3 separate regions of the Homo sapiens genome follow, and all the other regions are linked to region 2. A link is a contact called in ENCODE Hi-C or POLR2A ChIA-PET data. All regions are on one chromosome and are shown on one strand. Each heading gives the region's core, a stretch centred on a gene start or an enhancer-like site at or near the end of the contact. The rest is flanking DNA. Distances are from core to core; before and after follow the strand shown.

Region 1 (4,691 bases), core at 1,221-3,720, 180 kb before region 2:
CAATGTAAAGACTACCTTGAAACATTAGATGAAAATGCTTACATACTCCAAAATTGCTTTTACCCCAAAACTGCTTTCACTTGTTTTTCACAGTGACTTTAACATTGTAGACACTCAATAAACAAAGGATCTTTGAGTTTAGGATTTTAGGTAAGGTAATGAATGATGTTTGCAAAGAATAACCATTACAGCTGGCACTGAACCTATCCTGTTATTTATAAAGAAGGAAAGTTACTTTAAAACTGCTACTTTGAGCTTGACTACTTATGATATATGTGTGTGTGTTCTGGAATATTTCATCCAGCCAAATTTTCATTATAATAATTGAGGAATAGTTCTTTCTTTACTTGGCAATTGCAGGTAAGAAAAAAAACCCTGTTCTAGTGCTTCTTCCTTGGACACATCACTAATAGGCAGACCTTCAAATGTATTGTGGATATTACTAAGTATTTTGTAGAGAAGATATACTGTTGGCTAATTGTTATCACTTTTCATTCAGTCAGTACATTAATTGAATGCATTTTAGATACTAGGTTTTCTACTTGGTATTGGGTATACACTGGTAAATAAAACAGAGATGGTCTCTGCTTTTTGAGGAGCTTACAGTTTACCGTCTACAGCAGAGTTCCTAAAAGTGTGTCCCATAAAACCATGTACATCACCAGAGTATCAAAAATGCACATTCTTGGACCCTACCCTAGATATGCCGAATAAGTTTTTGGGGTAAGGGCCCAGAAATCTGTACTTCCAGAAGTCTCTCCAGATAATTGCTATATACATCAAAGTTTGAGAATTTTCCTTTCAAGGTAAGTATTCGGGGCCACTTCTCATTTAAAACACCAGCCTTCTAAACTTGAATTTCACATCAACTCTTATGTATAATTTAGTGGCTAAAAGCGTAAACTCTAGCCAGGCCTCCTGGCTTGAGCCTGGGAGGTTGAGGCTGCAGTAGTGAGCTGTGATCGCACTAGTGCACTCCAGCCTGGGCAACAGAGTGAGACTCCGTCTCAAAAAAATAATAATAATAAATTTTTTAAAAAGTGTGAACTCTGGAGCCAGACTACCTGGCTTTGTTTCCTACCTTTGCACTTATTTACTGAGTGATCTTGACCAAGTTTCTTAATTGTTCTTCCTCAGTTTTCTTATCTGCAAAATGAGAGAAATAGCACCTACATAAGTTTGTATTTATTTATTTATTTATGAGAGGGAGTCTCACTCTGCCGCCCAGGCTGGAGTGCAGTGGTGCAGTCTCTGCTCATTGCAACCTCTGCCTTAACCTCCAGAGTAGCTGGGATTACAGGCATGCACCACCATGCCTGGCTAATTTTTGTATTTTTAGTAGAGACAGGGTTTCGTTGTGTTGGCCAGGCTGGTGTCGAGCTCCTGGGCTCAAGTGATCCACCCGCCTTGGCCTCCCAAAGTGCTGGGATTACAGGCATGAGCCGTCACACCCAGCCTTTAAGTTTGTCTTTAGGCCGGGCGCGGTGGCTCACGCCTATAATCCCAGCACTTTGGGAGGCCAAGGCGGGTGGATCACCTGAGGTCGGGAGTTCGAGACCAGCCTGACCAACATGGAGAAACCCTGTCTCTACTAAAAATACAAAATTAGTCGGGCGTGGTGGTGCATGCCTGTAGTCCCAGCTACTCAGGATGCTGAGGCAGGAGAATCACTTGAACCCGGGAGGCAGAGGTTGCAGTGAGCTGAGATTGTGCTGTTGCACTCCAGCCTGGGCAACAAGAGCAAAACTCTGTCTCAAGAAAAAAAAAAAAGTTTGTCTTTAGATTAAGTTAGCTAATTCATATAAAACACTTAGTGCCTGGCACGTAGGAAGCATTCAATAAATATTAGAAAAAAGAAAAATACAGTTTGAGTGGAAATTGGTCTTAGTCTCTCCTAGGCAATAATGTACTGAAATACAACAACATTCCACTTTACAGGAATCCCAGTATGAATAGATATACATGTTAGCTAAGACTTTTTAGCACTATGGTCTGAAGAAGTTCCAAATCTAGGCTGGGAAATTTTCATGGTGGTGATGTGTTCTAAAGCCCCTGATAATTATAGTTGGAGGTGGGGGGAAGACCAAAAATTAGCTTAGGGCATATTGAAGTGGCCTGTTGAATTTCAGACTTCATATGAATCGAGCTTCTTTTCTGGCCATATCCCTGGCATGGGGTTGGGTATGTTGGATAGATGTTACTGTGGTTTTGCCGGAATATGCAATCTCACGGACACTGGAGTAGTGCTAAGTGTTTTTGTTTCTACACAAGACTGCATGGAAAAAATCTAAGTCTTAGCCCTTAATCTTCCTCCCCCAGTGTGAACTTGTATTTTTGCCATTTGGGTATAAGAGCTTTTACCAGCAGAGCTCATCCAGGGAGGCAGCAGGGCTTGGGATGTGGCAGTAACATACACAGCTGAGATCCTGCCACTGCTGGCTGTCTGAGCCCTCTCTCTGTGGTTTTCACTCTTCAAGCCATGCTTGAGTAACCCGCCTCCAGAGCTGCTGACAGGGCTGTGTTCAGAGGCCTTGGAAATTACACTGTTCATTTCCTTATCATCCCCTGACCTGCAGTGCAGAGCCTTCTGGTGCAGGAACAAGGCAGAAAAAATCCAGACGGCTCCCAGCCAGCATGTGTCAAGAGCTACAAAGAAGGAAATTGGACTTGCTCACTTAAAAACCATGGGGTTAGGCTTTGATTTTCAGTTCCTGTGGAGAGTTATTTGTGTGTATGAGCATGTTGTATCTCTGTGTATATGTATAGAATGAGTCTGTGCGTGGCAAAGCTGTGGAGGAGGACCATTTGAAATAGAGAGCAGAGGGAAGATGGCTTTTCTCTTCACTTAATTTCCCAGTTGTGCCATTGGGGTGGGCCTGGAACCATTAGCATCAGGAAGGTGCCAGACCATATTAATATTTTAAAATATATTTCTCTCGGTACAGTTTAGTCATGGTTCAGAGCACCCACAGAAGAACCTTTCCTGGCTGACCGAGGAGACATTTTTAACAAATCCTATTCCCTAAAGTCATTCATCCTAGATGACATTGACATAGTCAATATTTAAGCTGCCTAAGAAAGTGTAGACTTTGGGTCAGTCCTGGGTAAGAGCAATAGCTCTTTTGAGATGAAGGATAGTGTGATAAAAGAGAGACCTTTGTGATAGCTAAGGTGAACTAAGGAGGAATTTGGAGCATTTTGAGATTTTCTGTTCACAGGGCAAAGTTCTATTATATTTTAAGAGCCCATCCTTGTTTTGGGGGTTGGTATTACAAAGCAATCTACTTTTCTTTTGGCATCTGTTGCTCAAGGAGGCCCAAAGGAAGGACTTCAGGCTGAAGTAAAATGTGAGCAGTAAGAAGTTCTTAGCAAAGTTTATAAATATTCTGTCCTTAATTTTCCTTTTTCTGGATTTCATGTGCCTTCATGTTAGTGGTGCCATTGAAGCCTTTGTGAAGTGGGGAGAAAAAAAATAAATCTTTAAGCTGTCAGACCCTGGAGGTGTTTTAAACCCTAAGTGTCTGTCTTGTTGAAAGTACTCTGTAGAGAAGTGTCTTCACATAAGGTGATAGCTAAGGTGAGAGGGGACTACTTTCTTTTCCCTTCATATAAATTAGTGGGCCCTGTATCAGCAGCAAATGAGAATTCGATAAAAATTTGGATCTCAGACCTCCTCCCAGTCCCTAAAGTTAGAAACTCTAGGCTTGAGACCCAGAAAATTTTTTTTTTTTTTTTTTTTTTGAGACAGGGTCTCACTTTGTTGCCCAGGCTGGAATACAGTGGCACAATCAAGGCTCACTGCAGCCTCAACCTCCCATGCTCAAGTGATTCTCCTACCTCACTTCCTACCTCCCCAGTAGCTGGGACTACAGGTGTGTGCCATCACGCCCAACTAATTTTTAAATTTTTTTAGAGACGGGGTCTTACTATGTTGTTCAGGCTAGTCTTGAACTCCTAACTTCAAGCGATCCTCCTGCCTTGGCCTCCCAAAGTGTTGGGATTACAGGTGTAAGCCACTGTGCCCAGCTGAGACCCAACAATTTGCGTTTTAACATTAGCTGTCCTGTTGATTGTGATACACACTAAAGTTTGATATCTACTATTGTAGAGCACCCTTCCCTCTTAATAGTGAAATTGAAATTACCAAAAACTTTAAAATGTAACGCTGGGCAGTAGGTATGATTTTTTTCTTTTAAAAATATCCTTATATATCTTTAACTCTTTGTGGACAAACTGACAGGAACCTAAAATTGGAATGAATATCTAAGGGCTTAGGACTTTCAGAGCAGAAGAGCAGAAAAGATATTCAAAAAAGACCCACTTTTCTCATCTGAATGGAGGAAGTAAATAATAGTACTGACCTCATAGGGTTATTGTGAGGATTAAATGAGATGAAAAGAGTTAAGCATTCAGCACAGTGCCTAGCATTATAGTAAGTAACCAATAAATGTTAGCTGTTGCTGATGTTACTGTTCTTAGCTTTGAGGTGCAAGGTCATTGTGAAATTAAGGAGAAAGGATATCCTTAGAGACTTTGAAGAATTAATCCCCTGAAGGCTTTGGAAAACAATGAATTTATGATAGCTAATATTCCAGCTCCTACTGATTTCCAAGAAGGCTTCAGGGAGAGATTGATTCAGAGCATTTGGAGGCATTGAAGTTTGGGGTTTTGTTGTTTGATTGGTCAGTTTG
Region 2 (4,678 bases), core at 897-3,396:
CACTATTTAAACCTGCCTGGGAGTTAGGACGGATGGTTTTAGGAATGACCGGAAAACTACCCCTAAAACTCCCCCGACATTCCAGCCTCTAGAATGCTCTGATCCAGAGCTCAGTGGATGATTCCCAGCTGGTGGACTCCTGTGGCTACCCCATCAGAACAAGGGCTAAGGGTTTATGGGTCAAGAGTATTTGATCAGAATTTTAAAGGGTGGTATACTCTGAAACACAGCCCAACCAAACCATTGTTTGGCCGCTTTCTCTTTTCCTCTACCTTCCTCATCCCCACTTTTTTCCCTTTCTCTCTACTTCCTCTTCTTAATTGGCTTTGGAATTGAAATATATTTTTAAATTATTTGTTGTATTTATTGAATAAAGTTTTTAATGTCCCTGTTCTTAAATTTAGACTTAGTTTGCCTTTCACACACCACCCCCACCCCCAAAATATTCTACCTTCTAAGTTGCTTTTTAAACTGTAGTGCAGCCTTTTGGGTACCATATTTCTTTCCTGTCAGTGGTCTTCAATAGCAAAAGTTTTTTTTGAAAAGGGAAATCTTGACTGGGTGATTTTTTTTTGAAGAGGGAAATCTTGACTGGGTTTCCAATTTAGCCTTTGTGACTCTAGCCGTATTGAAGAGGAATCACCAATAGGTGGCAGCAGAATCTCAAGCATGTTTCTTGGGAAAAAGTAAGGGACTGAGTTTTGTCTTGGTTCTTTTTCATCTGTCTTGTCGATTCCTTGTGTTTGTTTAATATCTGCATCCTAAACTGCCAGCTGCCTCTAGGAATTACCTGCCCAGTGGGGGACACTTGATTTCAACGGAATGTCTCTAGTCCCAGACTTGCTCTAATAACATTTGCCAGGCACGGTGGCTCACGCCTGTAATCCCAACACTTGGCGAGGCCGAAGCGTGGGAATCACTTGAGGCCAGGAGTTCGAGACCAGCCCGGGCAACATGGCAAAACCCTGTCTCTACTGAAAATACAAAAAATTAGCTGAGTGTGATGGTGGGCATCTGTAATCCCAGCTACTCAGGAGGCTGAGACAGGATAATCACCTGAACCCAGGAGGCGGAGGTTGCAGTGAGCTGAGATTACACCACTGCACTCCAGCCTGGGCGACAGAGCGAGATTCCATGAAAAAAACAAAAACAAAAAAAAACTTGGGATTCGAGCTCATTACTTTTAATGAATACAAGTTAGAGTCCAAGATAAATGACTTGGCCCACAGTGAAAACACAAGCAGGCTCCATAAAGAGCAATGTGAGAGCCACAGCTTAACAGTAGACAGTTGCAAAAATGTAGGTGGAAGAACATGCCCTTCAATTGGCAAAACAGAAGCAAAAGAAAAAAAGTGCCAGTAAATCCTTGAGAAATTAAAAAAACTGTGGTGAAGAGGATTCCAGCCCCCTTGGTACCACTGAGAGCTTATTCATCAGGCTGTGGTGTGGGGGACTGGAAGCCACACCTTAGGACACTGAGCTCCAAAAGGGGAAAACTAGAACAGGGAAGGTGTGTGCTGCATCCTTCAAAGACCTCAGGAATGGGAATGTCAGGAGCTCCATGCAAAAGCCAAAACCCAGTATCAGGACCCAACCTCCCCAGCCTTTTACAGAAAAGGAAGAGCTAAGAGCAGATTGGATCTTGGGTATAGCCTCTCCTAGATGAAGCTGATATGTACACATCTCTCTCCAGGGGGCTCTGGCAGTAAGTCTCAGACTCCTAGCAACCCCGCATTTCACAGTGTAATATGGCCCCAGAGAGAGACCTCAGCCAGTTTATCTGCCCTCCTACACTGCAGTTTTTTTCCCAAGGAGCACGCACCACACCTCTATTTATTAGGCTCTGGAGTCAAAACAGTTTGGTAGGGAGTTGGTCCTAGTTCAGAAATAAAGAATAGACCAACCACAACTTTAAATCAGTTTATTGACACAGTAACACAACACACTTGCCTCCCTGACATCCCCGTCCCCCTCACCCAATCTAGATCTCTCCCCCTTGCTCTCCCCTTAGAAAAAGCTGTTTAGTGAAAACAGTTAAGGGCAGGCCACTTCTACACTCCCAGCGCTACCCTAGGCCCTGCAGAGCAGAGTCTCAGACACTACTCGGAACCTGGTGGGGAGGCAGCTAGTACTATACTCAGCCAGCCAGAAGTATCCAGTCCCTAAGAACGGATTGCCCCACAATTCCCAGGCCCTGAGTTGCTATATATTCCTCTTCCTTACTGCTGTTTGTGACCCCAAGAAGGAGACCTTGGGGCCTGGGCCTGCAGCCAGGAGCAAGAACTCCTGGCAGTGATTTGAGAATTAATTAGAGTTTGGCTAGTGTTTTAAAGGCCCAGGCATCCCCCAAAAAAGCCCTGGTGGTGGGAGTAAATTTCAATGCCCCTATTTAAAATGTACTGATAACATTAAACAGATTAAGCCAGCTTAACCAAATGCCAGAATAACACTAAGCTGTAAAGAAGGAGGGGTCGGACCTGCTTACTCCAGGCCAGACGCAAATGCACACAGAGAAGCCCAGGTAAGAGTGTCAAAAAACAACTCAAGGACACTGCCCAGGGACTGAAAAGCCTATACTCAGGAGCCCCTGGGGTGACAGGAAGCAAAGAAAGAAAATACACAAGTCTTAATAACCAAAACAGAAAGCCAACAGCAGGGAAACCTGAGCCTGACAGTGCTGCCCACCAGCCCTCCAGGCCATGCCCCTGAACCCAGACAGTCCCTCCCCCTCTAGGCAATGTCCTCCCCTAGGCTAGATAGAACACATCACACAGCGCAGTTTAGAAAGCTTCTAATGCCAGTTCATAAACATCTTCATTTACTATTGGTGATTACATGTGAATAATATGTTTATACTGTTCTTTATGGAAAACAATTTCAACGAGTCAACTCCGAGAACACAATAGGCAACCCTCACCCTGAGCCCCTCAGTGTCCTTCCCTAGACAGCGAGGAGCCCTCTCGTCTGTCCCAGGGCTGCCTAACTTCCCCTCTTCCCCCACTGTGGCTCTTGGGTAAAGCATCCTCTATGACTATTAGTCCTCATCGGACAAGTTCTGGTCCAGGGGATAAACCATGAACATCACATCTGGCCGAGAGGGGACACAGGGATGGCCTGGACGTACAATCTCAAAGCCCAAGAAGCTGAAGGTCTTCAGGAGTGGAGCTGCAGAAGACAGAGTGTAAAAAAGTCTGATGAGAAACACAATGGTAGGCTGAAATCAAAACCCCAAACAAAGATGGAACAAATAAGCACTAGGCTTTTACGAGCCCTTCAGGCACTTGCCCTCCTGCCATGATTTCCCAGGGTTTGAAAGGCAAATTCAAGAGTCCCACCTCATCCTGGAGGTGCTCCCTTCTCTCCCCCAGGCCCCACTGTCTGGGCTGTAAGGCTCAGGCCACTCTGACTCCTCACCTCTGTCTTCTCGGCCCTTCCTGAAGCAGATGAAGACATAGTTCACTTTCATCTTCTCTTCAGCAAACTCTAGCAGTGCTAACAATCTGCAGGAAGCAAAGAGAAGTACTTAGGCCCATCACCACCTTCCTAGACCTCCCTCCCATTCACACCCCACCCCCACCCCTACCAACCCAAAGGCTTTTCTGAGGCCTACAACCAGCAATATAAATACAGAAGCTCTGGGCTGGGCACAGTGGCTCACACCTGTAATCCCAGCACTTTGGGAGGCCGAGGCAGGTGGATCACGAGGTCAGGAGATCAAGACCATCCTGGCTAACACGGTGAAACCCCATCTCTACTAAAAATACAAAAAACTAGCCGGGCGTGGTGGTGGGCGCCTGTAGTCCCAGCTACTCGGGAGGCTGAGGCAGGAGAATGGCATGAACCTGGGAGACGGAGCTTGCAGTGAGCCGAGATCGCACCACTCCACTCCAGCCTGGGCGACAGAGTGAGCCTCCATCTCAAAAAAAAAAAAAATTCAGAAGCTCCAGGAGGAAGATTCCTATGTCAAGACCCCAAGAGCCTTGAATTTTGGAAAAAAAAAAAAAAAAAGCCACAGCGCCTGAGAAAAATGTTACTAACTTTTCTCTTCCTGCAATAGGAGATCTGAAAGTAACACTACCCATCTTAACTAATGCTGTCCACAAGACAGAGTCTGGGGCCTAGAAAGAAAACCCAGTTCTTCAGGTGTCCCACAGATTGCCAAGTCTGATATGATCACCTGCCACTGAGAGGGACACTCTGGGCTCTAACACTGCCTAAAAGGATTTTCTCAAGAGGCTGGGACCACTCAGGAACTCTGTCCTCAGGACATTTCTTACCCATCTTGGCTGCTTGGAGGGTCTTTGCCCAATCCAATGAAATCCCACTTACCTCTGAGCTTCCTGGGTGGGGTGTGAATGGGAGGGAGGTCTAGGAAGGTGGTGATGGGCCTAAGTACTTCTTTTTGCTTCCTAGCCTTTTAAACTACAGTACTGTGTAGCTACAGGGGGATTTAGTGTCAGAGTGAACCATGGGGCGATTAACCGGCAGGCATTTGGTTAATGTGATAACAATCTGCTTTAATTATAACCTAGAGCAGGCCTGTCTTACTGGCTAAAAATAACCTGTTACAAAACGGTATCTGCTTGGGGAGTCTAGAGCTAAGGGAGAAGGCACAGACTCCCCTACAATTCTGTTACCCACAGTAAACATATACTCTTCTCTGGAATGGGACCTCCTT
Region 3 (4,654 bases), core at 1,094-3,593, 210 kb after region 2:
CCCCAATGTGGCAGTAGTGAAAAGTGGGATCTTCAAGAGGTGATTGGGCCATGAGGACTCTGCCCTCATGAATAGATTAATTCATTCATGGATTAATGGATTAATGGGTTCATGGATTAATGGGTTATCACGGGAATTGGACTGTTGGCTTTATAATAAGAGGAAGAGAGATCTGAGCTAACATGCTCAACCCCATCACCATGTGATGCCCTTCAGGGCCTCAGGACTCCGCAGAGTCCCCACCACCAAGAAGGACCTCACAAGGTGCAGCCCTTCAACCTTGGACTTCTCATTCTCCAGCACTGCAAGAAAGAATTCCTTTTCTTTATAAATTACCCAGTTTCAGGTACTCTGTTACAAATAACAGAAAACCGACTAAGACACACACACCCCAAGTTTGTACACAACCATGTGCACACACACAGTCACTTGCCCATACTCCTACGCATTCAGGCACCCAGCTGGGAACACAGCGTGCCTTTCTTTCTAGTGCCACAAGATACCCATTTATAGGCTTCCAGCTTGTGCCCTCTGACCTGCCTTACATTTTGATAGTAGAGGGTGGATTTGAGGGGGAAGAGCAGAGACCACAAGACCAGGCAGGGTTTCCTCAGTGGCTGCACTGCAGGGATTCAATGGGCAGCAAAGGCCCCCACACCCCAGGCTGGGCCTCATGGCTGAGACTCATCAGTCTTGGGCCTGGAGGGGCTGCTCTCAGTCTAACAGGCCTGACTGACAGGGAAACCACCAATTTGTCATTGGGTTCCAATCCCGAGTAGCTGGGATTACAGGCGTGCGCCATGACGCCTGGCTAATTTGTTTTGTATTTTTAGTACAGATGGGGTTTCACCATATTCGCCAGGCTGGTCTCAAACTCCTGACCTCAGGTGATCTGCCCGCCTTGGTCTCCCAAAGTCCTGGGATTACAGCCGTTAGCCACCTCACCCGGCCAGACAAATGTTTGTTGCATGAATGTCTTGCCCCTCACATCTGTGTTCCGTCCAGCCTTCCTCGCCTCTCCTTTTTCTTGGTGCCCTGGCTGTGGCCACAGTACTTTCCTAGGAGGAGGCCTATGCAGGCGCGTAAGGAACTCGGTGAAGGAGTCAGGGCCCCCAACTCGGCTCTCGCGAGCTTGCTGTGTGACCTCAGGCCAGTCACCTCCCCTCTTCTGGCCTGGGTTTCCACACCTGCACAATGGGAACAGCAACCTCAGCTGCCTGCCGTCTCTGACGTGAGGGCCAAATAAGAAAAGGTGAGAAGCTGGTCGCAAAGCGGTAAAAAAAGCCTTCAGCGCCGAAGCCGGGGAGGAAGCCGCTGATGAAGCTATTGCTGAGAAGTGTGAAGCCCCCACCCGAGGATCCGCTTTTGAAGAGGGACCCGGGGAACGCGTAGGGGGAAACTGCCTTCCTCTTCCCTCAGTGGAAAGGGCTGTGCTCATGTCACTGTGAAACGAAGCTATTTTTATGTAGTACAACTGCGATTATGACAGGGCCTCTTCCTGAAGGGGAAGGGTGGGGAGGAGACCTGAGTCATCAGTGGGGCGGCCGGCCCCACAGGCTGACACAGGCAGCTTGTGGAAACCAGGCCCCCCGCCCTGCCTTCCGCAGGTAGAGGCCCCAGAGAGGGGAAGGGGCCGACCACCTGCTCCCGAGCCATTCTCGGGCTCGGCCAGCCATTGGGCTGGGAACCTGTCAATCCTGGTTGATCTTCCAATGAGCTGTGAACTGGTCTTCCGGGAGGACTTACAGGAGGCTGGAAACGGGGCCTGGCGCGCGCTTCCCTCTCAGTGCGAGGCTGACTGGTTGGACTCGCCGGGCTCTACTGTGGGCCCCACGCTATGTTTAGACGCCCGACGTGTCCCATTTTATTGAACTCGTCCTGCCCCCCAAGTAGGGACGATTTACCTCCATTTTCTAGATAAGGCACTGGGGGCTCCGCGAGGGGATGTGGCGGACTGGAGCCCAGCTGCACTCCTGACGGGACTGAATGCGGGGCTGAGGGAGGCAACAGGAAGAATGAGTATTTTCTTTACTGGAAGGGCAGGGAAAGGTTTCTCTCAGAAGGTGACATTTGAGCTGGGCCCTAAACAATGAGCAGGATTTAGCTGTCTTGAGGAGGGGGAGAGGGAAGGGCATGTGACCCGGAAAGGATGCAGCCTGGGCAAAGGCAGGGAGGTGTGCATGGCTTGTTTGGGGGTGTCGAGCAGGTCGGGGGGGCTGGGTGGGGAGTGGCCGCGGGGCGTAGGTAGGGGAGGGCCTGGCATGACAGGCTAAGGGGTGTAGGCTCCTTGGGGTTCCTTCAGCGCTGTGCAAGCCCTGAGCATCCTCCCAGAGGTGTGGCCCTGCAGAGAGAGGGGAGGGAGCCCACTGGGGGAGGCGAGCTGAAGGAGTGGCCTGTCAGGTGGGTTTCCTGCCCTGGAGCCTGAGCTCAGGCAGTGGCTGCCGTGCCCCGCCGCCGCCCTCTTCTGCCGCCTCCTCCACGCCAGCACTTTTGCATGCAGTACTCCCTTCAGTCGTCACAGCCACCTGCAAGGTGAATATTACCACCTTTATTTCATAGGGGAGGTAACAGGTTTAGAGAGGTTAGAGGAGCCGCCCCAGGTCACACAGCCCCTCTTGATATTCTTCAACAAAAGAATCCTCTCTGACCCCTGCTCTCAGTCAACGGAACAACCAACAACCTCCTTCCTTCAGAGAAATAGGGACCCTGAGGCTGCAACCCAACTGTAATCATCTGCCTCCAGGCACCCTCTGCACAGACTCAGCTGTTAAATATAGATGGCCGCTTAGAGATCCTTTTGTTCTCTTTACATATTACAGATGGGGAAACTGAGGCCTAGTGAGGAAGAGACTTGCTTGGGGCCCCACAAATGGACCTAGATTGGCGAGCCTCTTTTGAGCCAGAGTCTCACTGGGGTTCTAGCCCAGCTGGGAAGTTGAGCAAAGAGGGATAAGTGGGTTACAGCTCAAGGACTGGGGGTGCCTTGGGGCTTCTAGGAGATGAGAGCCGAAAGGCATTCAGCCCTTTAACCCCACTCCAGAGCTTCAGACTGTTCCTTCTCAAGACACTTTACTGCCATCTGTCTGAAAAGTGTGCTAATAAATATGCAAATTTTGGTGACTTGAGAGGACTGGTGTCCTCTTGAGTTGTACAGGGCACAATTTGCAGATTTGTGAGTGATCACCAAGCCCCGAAGATGCAGCGAGGTCTCTGGCAACTCCCTTTCTCAGTCCCTTCTCTATTCCTCTCTTCTTCTTTGTCCCTCTCAGACTGGGACTGGGGGTGGGGGCAGGGGGGGGATTTCCTACTAGGGTGGGAGGAAGAAGGGTGAAGGAAGTAGGGTAGGAGGAGGGGAAGTGTGGAGGACAACAGAGGGAAAGGGTAGAACTTATTTCTGCTGTCAGAAACCGAAACCAAAAGTCCTGGCAGGAGTTAATGTGAGAGGGAGGTCTGTAGCAAGAGGCTGAGGAGCAAAGCCTTCACATCTGAGGACAGCAGCCCTGTCAGAGACACCCTGGCTGCAACCTCGGTGTCACTTAGACCAGGGCTTGCCTCTCATGCTGACAAGAAGCATGCAAAGGCAGTCTGTTTTCTCTGGGGATACCAAAGGCCCCTCCAGACCTTACAGTGCCCAGCACTGGTGTTAGGATCACTGCTGGAAAGGGGAGGGGGCACTAACTCAAGTCACCATGTCATCTAATAGCCCAAGAGTGGGTGACCCTTTGTCTTGTCTGGTATTAGTCTGTGTGGACCTGCATACACCCATGAGGCTGAGGCTGGGGGCAGCCGGCATCTGTGTGTCTAGCATAATGGGGATCCTCTTTCCCCAAGTCAAGCTTAGGACGTGTGGTATAACATAGATTTTTGTGATCCACCTGGCTGTGAGAGGTCATTTAGGTGCCACAATAATGGATTCTTTGGGGCACTTCATACTCTATTATAACAATAGGAGAAAATGTTTGCAACTTGGACTTGTCTTTTAAAATTCAGATTGTGTGGCCACTATTTCTTGTGAACTTTGTGATTCAACGAGCCAATTGTGTACTGGGAACCCAGATGGTGCCCCTCCCTTGAGGCTTGCTGGGTCCTCTGTGTAGGGATAGACTCTGTTCCGGGCGCCGTGGCTCCCAGTTCCAGACTGGCAGCCCTTTGAGCGGCTGAAACTTTAATTCATCTTTGTATCTCCCATGATGATAGGAACCTCCTGTCTCCTCAGGGGTTCTCAGAGTGTGAGTTTCTGGCTTCTCCATTCATCCCTCTGAGGCTGACATATCTGTGCTGGCTTCACAGAGGCAGAGAAGAATGGGGAGCATGCAGGGGAGGTGGACTGATGGATCAGGGCACAGGGGAACCTGGCTCCACCATTTCCCAGCCCTGAGGCCTTGGACAAGTTACATTTCTGAGTCTCAGTTTCTTCATCTGTAAATGGGGATGATTTAAATAGTTGACTTTTACTGAGCATGTTCTCTGGGTCAGGCACTGCGTTAAGCATATTGCAGGCAGACTTATTCAGAAAGCATTTATGAGGGCCTCCAATGTGTAAGGAACACCACAGTGTCAGAAGGAGAGGCTTGAAGAAGATAGGTGACTGGCCAAGGTCACATGCAGGTGAAGGAGTGGCAGAACTTGTACCCCAGAGCCCACTCTTATAACG

What was found. A loop is a pair of places that touch in the nucleus more often than their neighbours do. ChIA-PET counts read pairs that join two places held with the same protein, here RNA polymerase II (POLR2A). Pooled maps may share reads with other maps.
Region 1: a loop to region 2 is called in a pooled map, with 2.2 times the contacts of the local background. The contact joins two enhancer-like sites. A Hi-C loop is called at or near these places in 1 of 168 maps with a recorded cell type or tissue (PC-9), 1 of 37 single-sample maps with no recorded cell type and 4 of 50 pooled maps. POLR2A ChIA-PET finds 5 or more read pairs at or near these places in 6 of 52 experiments (B cell, CD4-positive, alpha-beta T cell, HCT116 and 3 more).
Region 3: a map of CD14-positive monocyte shows a loop between it and region 2 (2.2-fold over the local background). The contact joins two enhancer-like sites. A Hi-C loop is called at or near these places in 18 of 168 maps with a recorded cell type or tissue (B cell, CD14-positive monocyte, CD4-positive, alpha-beta T cell and 11 more), 4 of 37 single-sample maps with no recorded cell type and 31 of 50 pooled maps. POLR2A ChIA-PET finds 5 or more read pairs at or near these places in 12 of 52 experiments (B cell, GM12878, H1 and 8 more).

What each region holds. Positions count from the first base shown.
Region 1 is chr15:64,504,966-64,509,656 of GRCh38, forward strand. All of the region lies in intron 2 of ZNF609 (zinc finger protein 609), which reads left to right. Among named protein-coding and RNA genes, the nearest start is that of ZNF609, 47 kb to the left of the region's middle. Within about 2 kb of position 2,471, at least 23 of the 41 ENCODE cell types and tissues checked have a DNase peak (open chromatin) inside an H3K27ac peak, as active enhancers do.
Region 2 is chr15:64,685,670-64,690,347 of GRCh38, forward strand. OAZ2 (ornithine decarboxylase antizyme 2) reads right to left here. Exons shown (of 5, transcript NM_002537.3): 4 at 3,415-3,500; 5 at 1,905-3,165. The coding sequence ends at 3,035. It overlaps ZNF609 (zinc finger protein 609), which reads left to right. Exons shown (of 10, transcript NM_015042.2): 10 at 1-399. Among named protein-coding and RNA genes, the nearest start is that of OAZ2, 15 kb to the right of the region's middle. RefSeq lists an enhancer at 1-374. Within about 2 kb of position 2,147, at least 3 of the 41 ENCODE cell types and tissues checked have a DNase peak (open chromatin) inside an H3K27ac peak, as active enhancers do; they include heart right ventricle, where a contact is called at or near this core.
Region 3 is chr15:64,892,473-64,897,126 of GRCh38, forward strand. No RefSeq gene overlaps it. Among named protein-coding and RNA genes, the nearest start is that of ANKDD1A, 17 kb to the right of the region's middle. RefSeq lists enhancers at 962-1,071, 1,222-1,531, 2,326-2,924 and silencers at 2,072-2,121, 2,162-2,211. Within about 2 kb of position 2,344, at least 37 of the 41 ENCODE cell types and tissues checked have a DNase peak (open chromatin) inside an H3K27ac peak, as active enhancers do; they include heart right ventricle, where a contact is called at or near this core.